2 separate regions of the Homo sapiens genome follow, and region 1 is linked to region 2. Evidence: chromatin contacts called from ENCODE Hi-C or POLR2A ChIA-PET data. All regions are on one chromosome and are shown on one strand. The core of a region is the stretch at or near the end of the contact, and the rest is flanking DNA. Distances in the headings are between cores, read along the strand shown. Region 1 overlaps LINC01619 (long intergenic non-protein coding RNA 1619). Region 2 has its middle 56 kb from the start of LINC02404.

Region 1 (6,795 bases), core at 1,192-3,691, 310 kb before region 2:
AAAAAAAAAAAACAAAAAAAAACCAAAGACAACAAATGGAATAAACCATTGTAAGTAAAAAGGAGATGTAAACAGAGCACTGAGAACCTTACTTTTTTTTTTTTTTTGAGACAGAGTCTCGCTCTGTCGCCCAGGCTGGAGTGCAGTGGGGCAATCTTGGCTCACTGCAAGCTCTGCCTCCCGGGTTCATGCCATTCTCCTGCCTCAGCCTCCCGAGTAGCTGAGACTACAGGTGCCCACCACCACGCCTAGCTAATTTTTTTGTATTTTTAGTAGAGACGGGGTTTCACTGTGTTAGCCAGGATGGTCTCGATCCCCTGACCTTGTGATCCGCCCGCCTCAGTCTCCCAAAGTGCTGGGATTACAGGCATGACGCACCGCACCCGGCCGAGAACCTTACTTTTAATACAATTTTATGTTTACTTTGTCTACTCAGCCACTAGTCGGTTCTTGCTGACGTTATTTCAAAGGCTGAAGAAATAAATTTGTCTTGCCCACAATTACTATGATTCTTTGTTTTTGTTTTTTTAATAGAATCCACACTTTCCTCTTTATTTGTAATGGGTTTCTTGGTTCTACATGACACACAGCACCCCTTCCCAATCATGTTGCCTCAAGAAAGAAATAGAGAATATGTAGAAAATTAAAGCACTTACATTTGGAGTTGAAAGAAAAGAAGGCAATTGCAAAAGATCTCTCCTTATTCTGTAATGGAAGAGTGCAAATAAGCACATTTTTCCTGTCCTTCTCTAAGATGCTCCTGGCCCACACAATGCGCTTGAGAATAAATCAGTAATTCTCTATCATCAGCACTGCATTTACTCAGTCTCTAGGTATGGCACCTCAACAATGAGCAAAGTCTGAGCTTCCTCTCAAACAAAATTGAATTTAATACGTTTTTGTCTCTAAGATTCCTTTCTGAATTTTGAATTTCTTCTTTTTTTCAATCTGGTTGTTTTAATTTTGATTTTAGTTTGAAGGTAAATGTGGCTCCTGTGTCTTCTCTCTTATACCCAAAACATGTACATGGTAACTTTCTGAAGAACATGGGAAAAAATGGCTCCTTGTTGAGGGATGTGTTCAATAGAAAAAGAAGCCTGGACATGGAAAGATTCTATAAATGAAAGGATCTGGAGGATCTCTTTAAAGGAGCCTGTGAGGTTTTTAAACTTTATTTTAAGCTATTGTGAGCCTATGTTAGCCAGTCCAGGAACATTCATTGTAACTAAACCTCTTTTCCTTTTTTTTTTAAATTTGTTTTAATTCCCTTTTTATTTCTTCCTTCTTTTTCTTTTGGAGATGGAGTCTCACTCTGTCTCCCAGGCTGGAGTGCGGTGGCACGATTTTCACTCACTGCAATCTCTGCCTCCCAGGCTCAAGCATTCCTCCAGCCTCAGCCTCTTGAATAGCTGGGACTACAGGTGTCACCACCATGCCCCAGCTAATTTTATGTATTTTTGGTAGAGACAGTTGCCCAGGCTGTCCTTGAACTCCTGAACTCAAGCAATCCTCCTGCCATGGCTTCCCAAATTGCTGAGATTATAGGTGTGAACCACCACGCCTGACCCCTTTCCTTTCTTTTTAAATAGGCAATCAATATCTGATTTTATGAATGTCTGCCATTGTGCATGATTCAGCTAAGTAAGCCCTAATGAGAATTCAAAGGTTATGACGACTTAGTCATAGGAGTCTATAATCTAATGCAGAAAAGAGATTTACAAAGCATAACAAGGCAGTGTTTTATGTTATGATATAGGTACGGTGAAATGAGTTTAGGGAAGGAAGCCGGGGAAGGCTTCGTAGTAAAAGTGGCATTTAGTAGAACTCATGACGAGCTGAGGGATGCCAATAGTGAAAAGGCAATGATGTCAAGACTGTAAAGCTAAGGCTGTTTAGTGAATAGAGTATTCCAGTTTACCTAGAGTACAAGTTATGTGTGTAAGTAAGGCCTTGTCCTAAAAAAAAAAAAAAAAAATCAGTCTAGTGAGGAAAAAATGTAAATAAACAAATGAATGAGTACATTTTGCATTCTGAGTTATGCAGAAAGTGCTTTGCAACATAGAGGAAAAAGCCCTAACTGTTGTGGTGGTTGAGAGTTGATTGGAAAGCCTCATGGCAGGCTGAGTCTTGATAGAGCAGTACTTTGCCCAGTGGAAATAAGAAGAAAGCATATAGAAGTTCTCCTTATCCTTTGGACTTGCAATACACACAAAACTTTCTGGGGCTTTCTAAGGAAATTTTATTTCAAGATTCTGCTAGGCAATAACTCTCCTTCCTTAAATTGAAGGGTAAGGACTCTAAGTTCTGCTTTTTCTTTTCTCACTGAATTTGCTTAGGTTTTTTTTTCGTTTTTGTTTGTTTTTTTTTTTTTCACCTTTCTCACTGGTATTGATCACTTTCTCTTCCTTAGTAAAGCTCCATTTGCTTCTCTCCTAACCTGGACATTATAGGAAGCACTGATGCTGTATTAAAATTTAGAGAAAGCTCCCAGTCTGTCTTTCCCAACATCCCTTCAGTTTCAATAAGCAAAAAAAAAAAAAAAAATAGTTGTTATACAAGCATGGCAGCTGCCCTGCTGCTTTCTGTATGGTAGAGCAATATGTCCTCATGTTTGCATCAGGAAATGATGTTTCAAGTTGAGGTTCTGAAGTTTGATTGCTCAATTCTGTCACTTGCTAAATGTTTAATCTCAGGTTACCCAATCTCCCTGTGCCTCAATTTCTTCCTCTATAAAATGAAAATACAGTCATGTGCTGCATAATGATGTTTTGGCCAACAATGAACTGTGTATACAACGGTTGTCCAAGAAGATTATAATACTGTATTTTACTATACCTTTTCTATATTTCTATATGTTCAGATGCACATGCTTACCATTGTGTGACAATCGCCTACAGTATTCAATACAGTAAGCTGCTGTACAGGTGTGTAGTCTTGCAACACTAGGCTATACCATGTAGCCTAGGTGTGTAGTGTAGTAGGCTATACCATCTAGGTTTGTGTAAGCACACTCTATGATGTTCACATAACAAGAAATCTCCTACTGATAAATTTCTCAGAATGTATTCCTGTCATTAAGTGATGCATGACTGTAATGTACCTTACAGGACCATTGTGAGAATTAAATGAGATAATCCACAGAGAGCACTTAGTGCTGTGGCTGGGATGTAGTCAACATTTTAATAAATATTAGCTATTAATTATTTTTAATTTTTTGCCCAGGCTATTCAGCCCTTTCATCCTTTGGATGCTGCATGAAGATAACCTATAGTAGTTAATTTTGTCAACCTGAACTGGGCCATGGGATGCCCAGATATTTAGTTAAACATTATTTCTGGGTGTGTCTGTGAGGCTGTTTCTGCAAGAGATTAACATTTGAATTGGTGGACTGAGTAAAGCAGATGGCCCTCCTCAGTGTGGGGAGACCTCACGTTGTTCTTCCGGCCCTCATCCAATCTGTTGAGGCCTGAATAGAACAAAAAGGCAGAGGAAAGTTGAATTCTAGATCTGCCTGACTGAGCTGGGACCCATCTTCTCCTGTCCTTGGTGCTCCTGTTTCTCATGCTTTTACACTCGGACTGGAATCTACACCATTGCCTCTCCACCTTTCAGGCCTTCAAACTGTACCCCCAGCTTTTCTGGGTCTCTAGCTTGTGGACTGGATCATGGGACTTCTCTCAGCCTCCATCATTAGGTGATCTAATTCTTTATAACAATTCTCTTTATACATATATGGGCTGGGTGCAGTGGCTCACACACTTTGGGAGGCCAAGGCAGGAGAGGCCAGAAGTTTGCAACCAGCCTGGGCAACATAGTGAAATATAATCCCCACTCTACTAAAAAAAACGAACAAACAAACAAAAACAACAACAACAACAACAAAAAATCTCTCTCTCTGTCTCTATATATAGTGAGAGAGATTGTGTGTACATTATATCTATATGTAATCTCTCTCTCTCTCTCTCTCTCTCTCTCTCTCTCTCTCTATATATATATATATATATATATATATATATTCTATTGGTTCTGTTTTTCTGGAGAGCCCTGACTAATGTGTGGTTTGCAGCCAGTAGCATTGGCATAATCTGGGAGCTTATTAGGAATGCATACTCTCAGGCCCTGCCCCTGTAATTTAAACAAGATCTCTAAATGAATCATATACATATTAGAACACACAATTCCCCTACTGTCTATGAAAATTCCATGTTTATAGTGATGCTTCATCAACTAGGGAACAGCCACAGTCTCATACTACATATTAAGAGGAACATCTGTCAGTTAAACAATGATCATTTCAGCAAAGACAGAGAGTTCACATAGATCTAGCCTCGTTTCAAATGATGAAGTTACTAGGAAATAAATTATAGTATTTTAAGGCCTATTCAAGAACTCTCAGAGACATTAGACTGGAGGGCCATATCTTTACTCTGAGTACACTTGCATACCCAAAAGTAAGGGAGGTGCAGGGGAAGAGAGACCTAATCAGGCACATTTTTATTTGCCTTGCTCTCAAAAAGAGAGCAGCCTACAAGGAAACTGGGTTGGGAGAGGGGTAGGGCTAGGAGTACCTAGGAGTCAAATATCTCCTGAGAAAAGCTGACCAAACAGAGATAAGTAAGAACTCTAATAACTACTAACAAAAGGTCTTTGAGCCAAGAGCCCTCACACTGCCCTGGCTTTCTATAGAGTTAACTTGTCACCTTGAGGAGGAGAAAGACTACAATTTCCTCATGGAATTGGCAGGAGTGAGAATCCATAAATTAATTGGGAAAGTGCCTGTAGGTAACATAACCATACCTGAACTTTAGCTACTCACCACCTATCTCTACCTTCTCTTCTGTCCTTAGTTACCCGAATTACTGAAAAAAATATTGCAACCACTAAGTGTCCAGCTTTCCAGCGTAAGTTGTAAGGAACAGTAATTTAAGGGGATCAGGTAAACATTGAACAGATATGATGGTAATCCACCAATGCTGTTGGGCAAATATCAGCACCAGATGAAACTGTGTCTAATAAAAGATGAATAAGAAGTAGGAAAAATGGGACTTCCCTGAAATTCATAAAGAAAAATATAATGAAAAAAATGATGTGTAAAAGAAAGACAAATAATACATATTCAGAAGAGAATTACTTAAGGAAATAAAAATAATAGACTAAATTTCCTTTGTCCTCTCAAAGGAATTAAAGCCATGGTGAATGGAAAGGAGAGCTGGCATGCTTAAGAAATGGAAGGGGAAAATATAAACAGTTTTGAACTGCTTTAGAAGGACCAGAATCAACACTGAAAACAAATCAGAGGTAAAGAGGGTAGGCATGAGAAGAAACCACAGAGAAGGCAGTGGAAAAATACAAGGCAATGGAAGAAATTAACTAGGAACTCAGATGTGGAGAGACAAGTTGGGAATGATTTGTGTACTGGGAGATGAAAAACTAAAATGAGCTGGAGCTAAATAATGCATCAATATTTTATAAATATACTGTTATCCAAAACAAAACAAAACAAATAGCAGAAGAAGGAATGCAAGTTTTTATCCTTTATGTAAAGTTTGAAAACATTTAAACATTTATATGTGTATAACATGAGACTATAAAGCAATGGTTGAGAATAATAAACTCCAAATTCAGGAAAGTGGCTATTTCAGGAGGTTGGAGAATGGAATCTAAAATGTGTACACAGTGAACTTCAACTTCATTGGTTATGTTTTATTATTTTAAGGTAAGGTAGTGGGAACATGGATGTTCATGGTATTATTATTTATGTCTCTTTGTTTTGTGCTGGTGAGGATGTGGGAGAGCAGGATTTCTCATACTTTGCAAATGACATTGTGAGCTCTACTAAATTATTCCTGGGGCTTAGTGGGCATTTTCAAAATTTATATTCAGGACTTCCTTTATTCAGAAAAATTTTCTTCTATTATATCTTAAATTTTTATATTATAACATATTTAATTTTTATGACAATGTTTAACAAAAAGCTTTTGAAATTCTAATTGTAGTTGTATTAACTTATGTTATTACTTGGTAGGATTAACATTTTAATAATACCAAGTCATTTCATTTAGGAAAACTGTATAGGTTTACATTCATTCATATCTTAATTACATAAAACATATTTTTTGTAGGTTTTTCTTGTTAAATATATTCTAGATACTTTTTACAGTATATCCCTATCGTAAATAAGATAATTGCATATGTCTTTTTCTAAATCTATAATATTAATATAAAGAAAGTGATTAGTTTGTCTATATTTTTCTCACATATCGATACTTTGCCAGGTTTTCCTATTAGTCTTAATAGTTTTGTAGTTGCATCTCCTGGGTTTTCTAAGCACACAGTCTAAAACCTACAAATAAACATAATTTATCTTTTTATGTAAAAATGTTTATTTAGTTTTCTTACCGTATTGCATTATTCATATCCTCCAAAATAATTTTGAAAAAAAAATTGTGGTAAGAAGAATTTGTGATTTGATTCTGATTTTAGTGGCATTGGCTTTAAAATTTTACCATTTATAACATGTTTGTTGCTGTTTTTATTAAAAGTTACTTAATATATGAGGAGACTTCAAAGTGTTTTTGAAAAATGGAGTTAAAAGATAAAAGTAAAAAAAACATAGACTTTACTTCTTAACATAAGCTCCATCAAACTCAAGACAATTTTGTAAATGATGAGTCCACTCATAGAGAACTGAGGGTCCTGGGAATTTAATCATGTGAATGAAGTCTTTTTTTACGTTGTTAACTGAAGATAAATGGGTGCCCTTTACAGATTTTTCAAGATTAGGAAGCAAAATGA
Region 2 (7,554 bases), core at 4,218-6,717:
ATATGAATGCATCATCATCATTTTACCTGGAGAAGTGCCATGGGTTTTCTAGAAAATTTGCATCTCTAGAATTTAGACTGGAGACACCTTGTATGTCATAATTCTGTGATCCTGGCTTTTAAATTTGTATTCTTATGATTTTGGCTTTCTGGGATAACTTTCTGTTCTCCCTTTTCTAATACCTAGCAAAGATTGGATATTTTGTTAGTATTTGGATACCCAAAGGAAGACCTGGTTGTCTTCCTTGTCAGACCATCCCTCACAATCCCTTCAGACAGACTGAAGAAAAATTGGTATTTTCAAATGGAGTCTATGAGATGAATTGCAGATGGTGCCTGTTACCCCTACGTATGACAATCTCAGTAGAACAGTGATTTATAGCTTCCCAAGGAGTTTGTATACAACTTGCATTTTTTAAAAAATAAAATGAAATGAATCCCTATATAACAGAAAAAAAAAAGAAAATTATCTTTCTTACAGTCTTTAACTTTGATCTGTGTATTTTAGTCCCCAAAGAAACATCGAGGCATTTTAAAGCATAAAATAATCTATACCTACCCAAAGAACAGATCCTAGGTCTAATACAATTCAAGTCCAAATGAAGAGTTTCATTTTCCCAGGAGGTTAAACCTCCAACAAGTTGAAATTAATATATGTATATAAATTAAAGAATCTGCAACATTCAGAAAACATCCCTTGCCTTTGAGATTCACCAACTTTTGCTCTGAAATTTCTGGAGTTATTAGGTGGTAAAACTGTAGGTCCACAGCTAAGGCAAAAACAGATTAGCCATATAGGTCAAACAATATGAATAGAATATCTATAAATGTATTATTTATGAAAAAGCTAGCATTCTGAAACTAAATTAATTTAGAGAGTGTTTGTCTAGAAACACTTTCCTATCCAGAATCAATTACCATTAGACTGCTTAGTACAATTGTCTAACAAACCTACCGGAAAGCCATTAGACAACAAGTATATGAAGATAGTTAACTTAATTAGTAATCAGGTCACTATAAATCATGACAACAAGAAAATGCCATTTTACATCCATTCAATCAAAATAATTAAAAGTTTGATAACAATTGCTGGAGCAATGCTAATCAATAAATCTTTTACATCGTTGTGGGGATAAAATGGTACAATTGCTTTGAAAAGCAATCTAGCATTATCTTGTAAAAGTGAATATTCATATGTCCTGCGACCTATTGGTTCCTCTCCTAGATATAAATTCATGTGACATGTTTGTTTATGTGCACTGAGAGACATATATAAGGATGTTTAGAGCAGCACTGTTTATAATTGCAAAAAGAAACAAAAGTTTAAAAATCTGTATTAAATGCAAATAACCACAAAGAGGGCCAGGCACGGTTGCTCATGCCTGTAATCCCACCCCTTTGAGAGGGTGAGGTGGGCAGATCACTTGAGGCCAGGAGTTTGAGACCAGTCTAGCCAACATGACAAAACCCAATGCTATGAAATTTGTTGTATTTTTCTACTTAAAAATATAAAAAAATTAGCCAGGCATAGTGGCACACACCTGTAATCCCAGCTACTTGGGAGGCTGAAGCATGAAAGTCATTTGAACCTGAAAGGCAGAGGTTGCCATAAGCCGAGATCTTGCCACTGCACTCCAGCCTGTCCAGAGTGAGACTCTGTCTGGAAAAAAACAAAACAAACAACAACAACAAAACACACAAGAGGAGAATGGATAAAGTGGATTAAAAAGATCATAAATGTGCCATTACACAGTAGTGAAAACGAATAAATCACAACTTGTATAACATGGATGAATCACAGCTACTACTGAGTGACAAAAAAAAAAAAAAATCCCAGAATCTGTATATAACATAATAGCCTTTTTTTAGAAAAATGAAAATAAAAGCTCAGTATAAAAAATATTACTAAATATATGCTATGTGTAATACAACTATTATCAAAAAACAAGGTGTCGCTTGGACGGTGGCTCACACCTGTAATCCCAGCACTTTGGGAGGCTGAGGTGGACGGATCTTCTGAGGTGAGGAGTTCGAGACCAGTCTGGCAAACATGGTGAAACCCTGTCTCCATTAAAAATACAAAATTTAGCTGGGTGTGGTGGTGTGCACCTGTGGTCCCAGCTACTTGGGAGGCTGAGGCAGGAGAATTGCTTGAACCTAGGAGATGGAGGTTGCAGTGAGCCGAGATCGTGCCACTCCACTCCAGCTTGGGTGACAGAGCAGAGACTCTGTCTCAAAAAAAAAAAAAAAAAAAAAAAAAGCAAGGTGTCCTCATCAGCTTGTACTATTGTAACAAAAATACCATGGACCAAGTGGCTTACAAACAATAGACATTTATTTCTCACAGTTCTGGAGGCTGAAAGTCCAAGATCAGATTGCCAGCATGGTCCGGTTCTGGTGAAGGCCCTCTTCCAGATCACAGGCAGCCAACTTTGAATTGTATCCTTACACAGTGTAGAGCAGAGCGGGGAAGCAAGCTCTCTTGTGACTCTTAGAAGGGCACTAATCCCTTCTAAGAGGCTCCACCCTCATGACCTCATTTAATCCTAATTATTAGTACCTTCTAAAGGCTTCCCACTACATATCGTCACATCAGGGGATAGGGTTTCATCATATGAACCTTGGGGAGACACAAACATTCAGTCCATAACACACAAAAAATAAAAATACAAAAGGCAGAATGATGGATAGCTTGTATTGGAAACTTCCGCCCAAAAACAGGATGGGAAGGAACCCAGATACCTGCAACCAGTTGCCAGTATTCTAGCTCTTGGCCTGGGTATAGTGTTCACAGATGTTTATTATTTGTTGAAATAAATGAATGAATAACTAAATAAGAGAGCTGAAGGAATTAAAGGCACAATGAACCTGACTGTATATACTTGTGATACATAAAAATAAGACTTTGAATGGATGTCTGCGTTTGAAATATTTACAATCTGATTGATAAATACGCATAAACAATTACAGAATGTGTACCACAGAGCTAGGCACCCAACTCTTCAAAATCTAAATTTTATTAGGCTTTTGTTCTGGGTGAGAGGATGGGCAGAAATGTTTCCTCTGAAAAATGCCATTTCGGTAACATAATACGTGGGTCATTAGGTCAGGAGAGATTAATTCTGCCATGTGGTACTGTTAAGTCTATCTTTTAATGATAATTTTGTTGTTTTTAGCTTCTTGGCAGCTGCTCTACAATTCTTCCCCTATATGATTTTTTTTTTTCTTTTAGACTGTTAACAGAGTTACTGCATTTTGTGTGAAGGTGACATTATAATTACTACATATTAAACAAGCAGGATCCATAGGTATCTAGACTAAATGAAATGGAAAAACGGGTCTGTCATTTATTTTATGTAATTTATATGATCTTGATCTGGGCAATTTAAACTTCTAAACTCTAAGCTTAGAGTCATATTTCCATAAGCAATTGCGTCCTTTATGAATATAATTCAGGCCTTCTAGTCTTTCATGTTGACTGATGGGAAAGTGCAGAGCAATCAAAATTCATGGCTGGGACAGATCTGAATTGAGGCATCACAAGAATTAGGGTTTGGGGTGTGTGTGTGTGTGTGTGTGTGTGTGTGTGTGTGTGCCTAGATCATTGTTTTGGGGAGAGACTTTCTACAAATATAGGTCAGAATAGAAATATCCTTGCGTATTTTGCCCAAGTGGCTGAAAGAACAGCACGCCAGCACTCCCTTCACCCTTTTCAGGACCTTATTCCAAATTGCAGGGTTTAAAAAAAGTCTTTGTATTTGTTTTTTATTAGTCTCTTATATAAAAATATTAAAACTACAAGGCAGGGGTTATTGCTTACCAATGCACTGCAGTGCCAGCTCCAGGGCCAGGCAGTAAATATTTGTTGAATGAAAGACTAGGCCCCCATTAGGCAATGAGGCTGCTTTGGCAATCAGTCTCCTTAAATGACATTATTTACTGCTGAAAATGTGTTTTCCACATTGGCTTAGATCTTTAATTTACACAGGCCCATTGCCACACTTCAGTGACACAGATCACTTTCTGAACACTCCCATAGCTTTTCTGACCTCCTTCTCACATTGAGACATGTTGAAAAAACAAAACACATTGCATTCATTTTTATTCAACAGCACAGGCTTGCCCTACCCCTACCTCTAAATTGCAATTCTTTGATTTTTCACTATAGAGCTAACATGCCCCAGCCTGTTGATTCCATAAACTTTCCTTAGCTTTAGGTTATACACAGGGTTACATCTCAAGTGGAGTCTTGTCTGCCTGTTTACTAGACCACTTTAGAGATTGTTCAAACCCAAATAGCCAGGAGAGAGATGGGAACTTAATTTGTTTCAAGCTTCAATGGCTGGAGGCTAGACAGACTCTCAGTTTCCCATGGGTGGACTACTAAATGTTTTCAACCTTGGTGAGCAGCAAAGACGTTGTACATACACCATACAGCAATTTCCCAACAAGTACAGATCACACTGAAATGACAGGGTTGCCTGTTCAATACTGACTGAGACCCACCTACCTAGGGAGTTGAGCAATTCTTTGCTTGTTCAGTACTTCAGTCCTCAAGTCAGTTAAACAGAGCTCCTCACACACACGACAGAAAGTACAGCAAACATGCCATGTACCAAACATGATTGGGCTATTGCCTGTTCTCCTCTCCCTTCACCTTCACCAATCCTTACTGGAATAGCTTTTAAAGTCCTTTCTGTTGACCTGGAAGCCATTATTGTAACAAGAGGTTAAAATCAGGGTAAATTGAATTGCTATGCATGACTGAACCCAGTCATCTGGAAGAATGACTCAGGCAAGAATTAAGTTTGAAATTTGAATGTGTTAAGTGGCATAATATGGAAAAATTACTGTTTTGTTAACTATGTCTAAGAAAAGATGGTAAACTGAGTATATCTCAAACAATTTGATTTAATTTAGTTCAGTGTTTATGAACACTAATTATATGGCCTTGAATTGGGCTACAATGAAGGAAAGACATTGAAGGAAAAGAGAATAGATTTCCCCCCTTAAGAAGTCCAGAGTTTGGGAGCTGACTGATTCACATATGCCAGTGAAATACCTGTGATTAACACAGACCAGCATGTAATAAACATTTACAAATCTTATTAGGTGGTGCAAAAGTAATTGCAGTTTTGCCATTGAGAGTAATGGTACTATGACTGCTATGTGTCAAGTATTATAAGAATGCATGAATACTTTTATTGTGCCTAGGGGAGATGTATTAGAGAAGGCAATACATTAGCAGATTCTTGAATGGTAATCCTGCCAGTAGGGAGCAAGGGAGGACATTTAGACAGAGACTGCATATATAAAGCATCCATGGCATAACAAACAGCCATTTCAGTGGTGAAAAGTCCAAGTCTTTCTTGGCAGGCCAGGGCATATTTGGCAAGAGAACTGTCCACAGTAGTCCAGTCCAGACCTCATTGTCCTAGTCCTGGTGTAGACTGGACCAAGATAGCTTAAGGCAGTGTTGCCAGAGGGAGGATTTAAAATACAGTTCGAAAAATGCAGCCAAAGTAAGCAAAAGGTGGTGCCAGTGGTCAAGTTCGAAGAGTCAGCTGAAGCTGTAGGTGGAGTAATGAGTAATACAGTAAAAAGTAAATAGGGATAGGAAGCAGTTCCAAATGCAGGTTTAGAAATAGGGCAGGAGGTCCATTTCATTTGGATCATGCTTACTGACACCACTGAAAATGGATGAAAGAGAAAAAGCAAAAGGATCAGTTAGAAAACAATTGCAAAAGTCAAGCAGGAGATGAAAAGGACTTGAAACAAAGCAGTATTAGTGGAGTCAAGTGTGAGAAAAGTTTTGGAGACAGCATGCATCACACTTGATAAATAATGAATATGAGGTTGAAGAGACAGACCTAGAAAATGCTCCAATCGTGCTCAGGGACAATGTCTTGCAGAATGTGAAGTGCACATTGAACCTGTGGCTAATAAGTATTTACTCAAGGGCTAGAACACATGAGTTTTGGAACCAATGAATGAAAATTATCATTAGCCTCTCAGTATAATTCTTACTGACCAACCCACTTGTAGATTTACATTTTCCATTACCTTGAACTTAGGTTCTGCCAAAGTACAGGTCTTAATTCTCAATGGGGGAATGTTTTCATCAGTGGACAGTTATAGTTTTGATAAACTTGGAGCTATGACTTACTACCATATTACTTTGCAGTCCTATGCTAATGGCCCTAAAGGCAAAGATTTAGGGTAAAATGACCCTGATAATAAATAAAGATGGAATGTAATTAGTTCCAAAAGAGAACAATGAAAAAGAATACCATGAAAATCCAGAGGATAGAGAAATTTGGTAACATTCAGAAATGCAAAAATGGAAAGCCAAAAGATGGGCTTTCATTCACAAGCAATCATAAAAATTAATAAGGACAGGCCTGGTGTGGTGGCTCACACCTGTAATCCCAGCACTTTGGGAGGCTGAGGCAGGCAGATCACAAGGTCAGGAGATCAAGACAATCCTGGCTAACAGGGTGAAACCCCGTCTCTACTAAAAATACAAAAAATTAGCCATGTGTGGTGGTGGGCACCTGTAATCCCAGTTACTCAGGAGGCTGAGGCAGGAGAATGGCATGAACCTGGGAGGCGGAGCTTGCAGTGAGCAGAGATCGCGCCACTGCACTCCAGCCTGGGTGACAGAGTGAGACTCTGTATCAAAATAATAATAATAATAATAATAATAAGGACAAATAAATAATAATGTCAGAAATTTACATCTCTTTTTTTGTATGAAAATGTTTACAAATAACGTTTTGAAAGTGTCTGTTGGATAAATAAAGATGTGATCTGTGTACAATTTGGTTATATTTTATTGAACTTGGTGATATGGTTCAACTATGTTTTTTAAGAATAATGAAGGAAATTAGGAAATAACCCTTGATAGCAAACATTTTAACACATTTTTCTATTGACATTAAGATAATATTTTTTCTTGTATTATTGCACCATATTATTTAGGTTGTAATAGTATAAGAATTTAAAATATCTTTAATATCATAATTGAAACATAATAAACTCAGGGAGAGCTAAATAGATTCAACTTCATTCTCTTGGCCTTGTGATGATCCCTCCTTCCTGTCCAGATTCAGATTCATATTTCAGAATAGGTATGAATGCAGTCATATAATAAATGTTTCCAAATATCAGTTTTACTTGAGTGGTCTTTTTTCTAAATAGTACTTCTGCTCCTATTCTCCAGCAGACAGAATAACTTGGTTTAAAATGGTGTTGTGTTGACAGTCAATACAGTGTTATGAGTAACAGCGTGAGTTCTGGAGTCAGATGAAACTGGGCATCAAGGTCTAGGTCTGACAACAGTTGTGTTACCATGTGCAATTTTGTTAACCTCCCTGGGCCTCAGACACCTTATTTGTGAAAGGGAAATCATAATAGGATTTACCTACCTCATAGGATTTTTGTGGAAGTCAGATGAGCTAGTACAAGTAAATAGGAGTAGTAGTTGCTGGTTGTTTTTCTTAGTTTAACAATGTGGTTTCAAGAAGTAGTAGTTGTCGTTAAAAGATAATTTCAA

What was found. Hi-C counts contacts between places; a loop is a spot of excess contacts on that map. ChIA-PET counts read pairs that join two places held with the same protein, here RNA polymerase II (POLR2A). Pooled maps may share reads with other maps.
Region 1: POLR2A ChIA-PET joins it to region 2 with 10 read pairs in MCF 10A. The contact joins two enhancer-like sites. A Hi-C loop is called at or near these places in 17 of 168 maps with a recorded cell type or tissue (CD4-positive, alpha-beta T cell, GM11168, GM12878 and 13 more), 12 of 37 single-sample maps with no recorded cell type and 8 of 50 pooled maps. POLR2A ChIA-PET finds 5 or more read pairs at or near these places in 16 of 52 experiments (BJ, CD4-positive, alpha-beta T cell, CD4-positive, alpha-beta memory T cell and 10 more).

Annotation. Positions count from the first base shown.
Region 1 is chr12:92,119,782-92,126,576 of GRCh38, reverse strand. All of the region lies in intron 1 of LINC01619 (long intergenic non-protein coding RNA 1619), which reads left to right. Among named protein-coding and RNA genes, the nearest start is that of LINC01619, 20 kb to the left of the region's middle. Within about 2 kb of position 2,441, at least 2 of the 41 ENCODE cell types and tissues checked have a DNase peak (open chromatin) inside an H3K27ac peak, as active enhancers do.
Region 2 is chr12:91,815,629-91,823,182 of GRCh38, reverse strand. No RefSeq gene overlaps it. Among named protein-coding and RNA genes, the nearest start is that of LINC02404, 56 kb to the left of the region's middle. Within about 2 kb of position 5,467, at least 3 of the 41 ENCODE cell types and tissues checked have a DNase peak (open chromatin) inside an H3K27ac peak, as active enhancers do.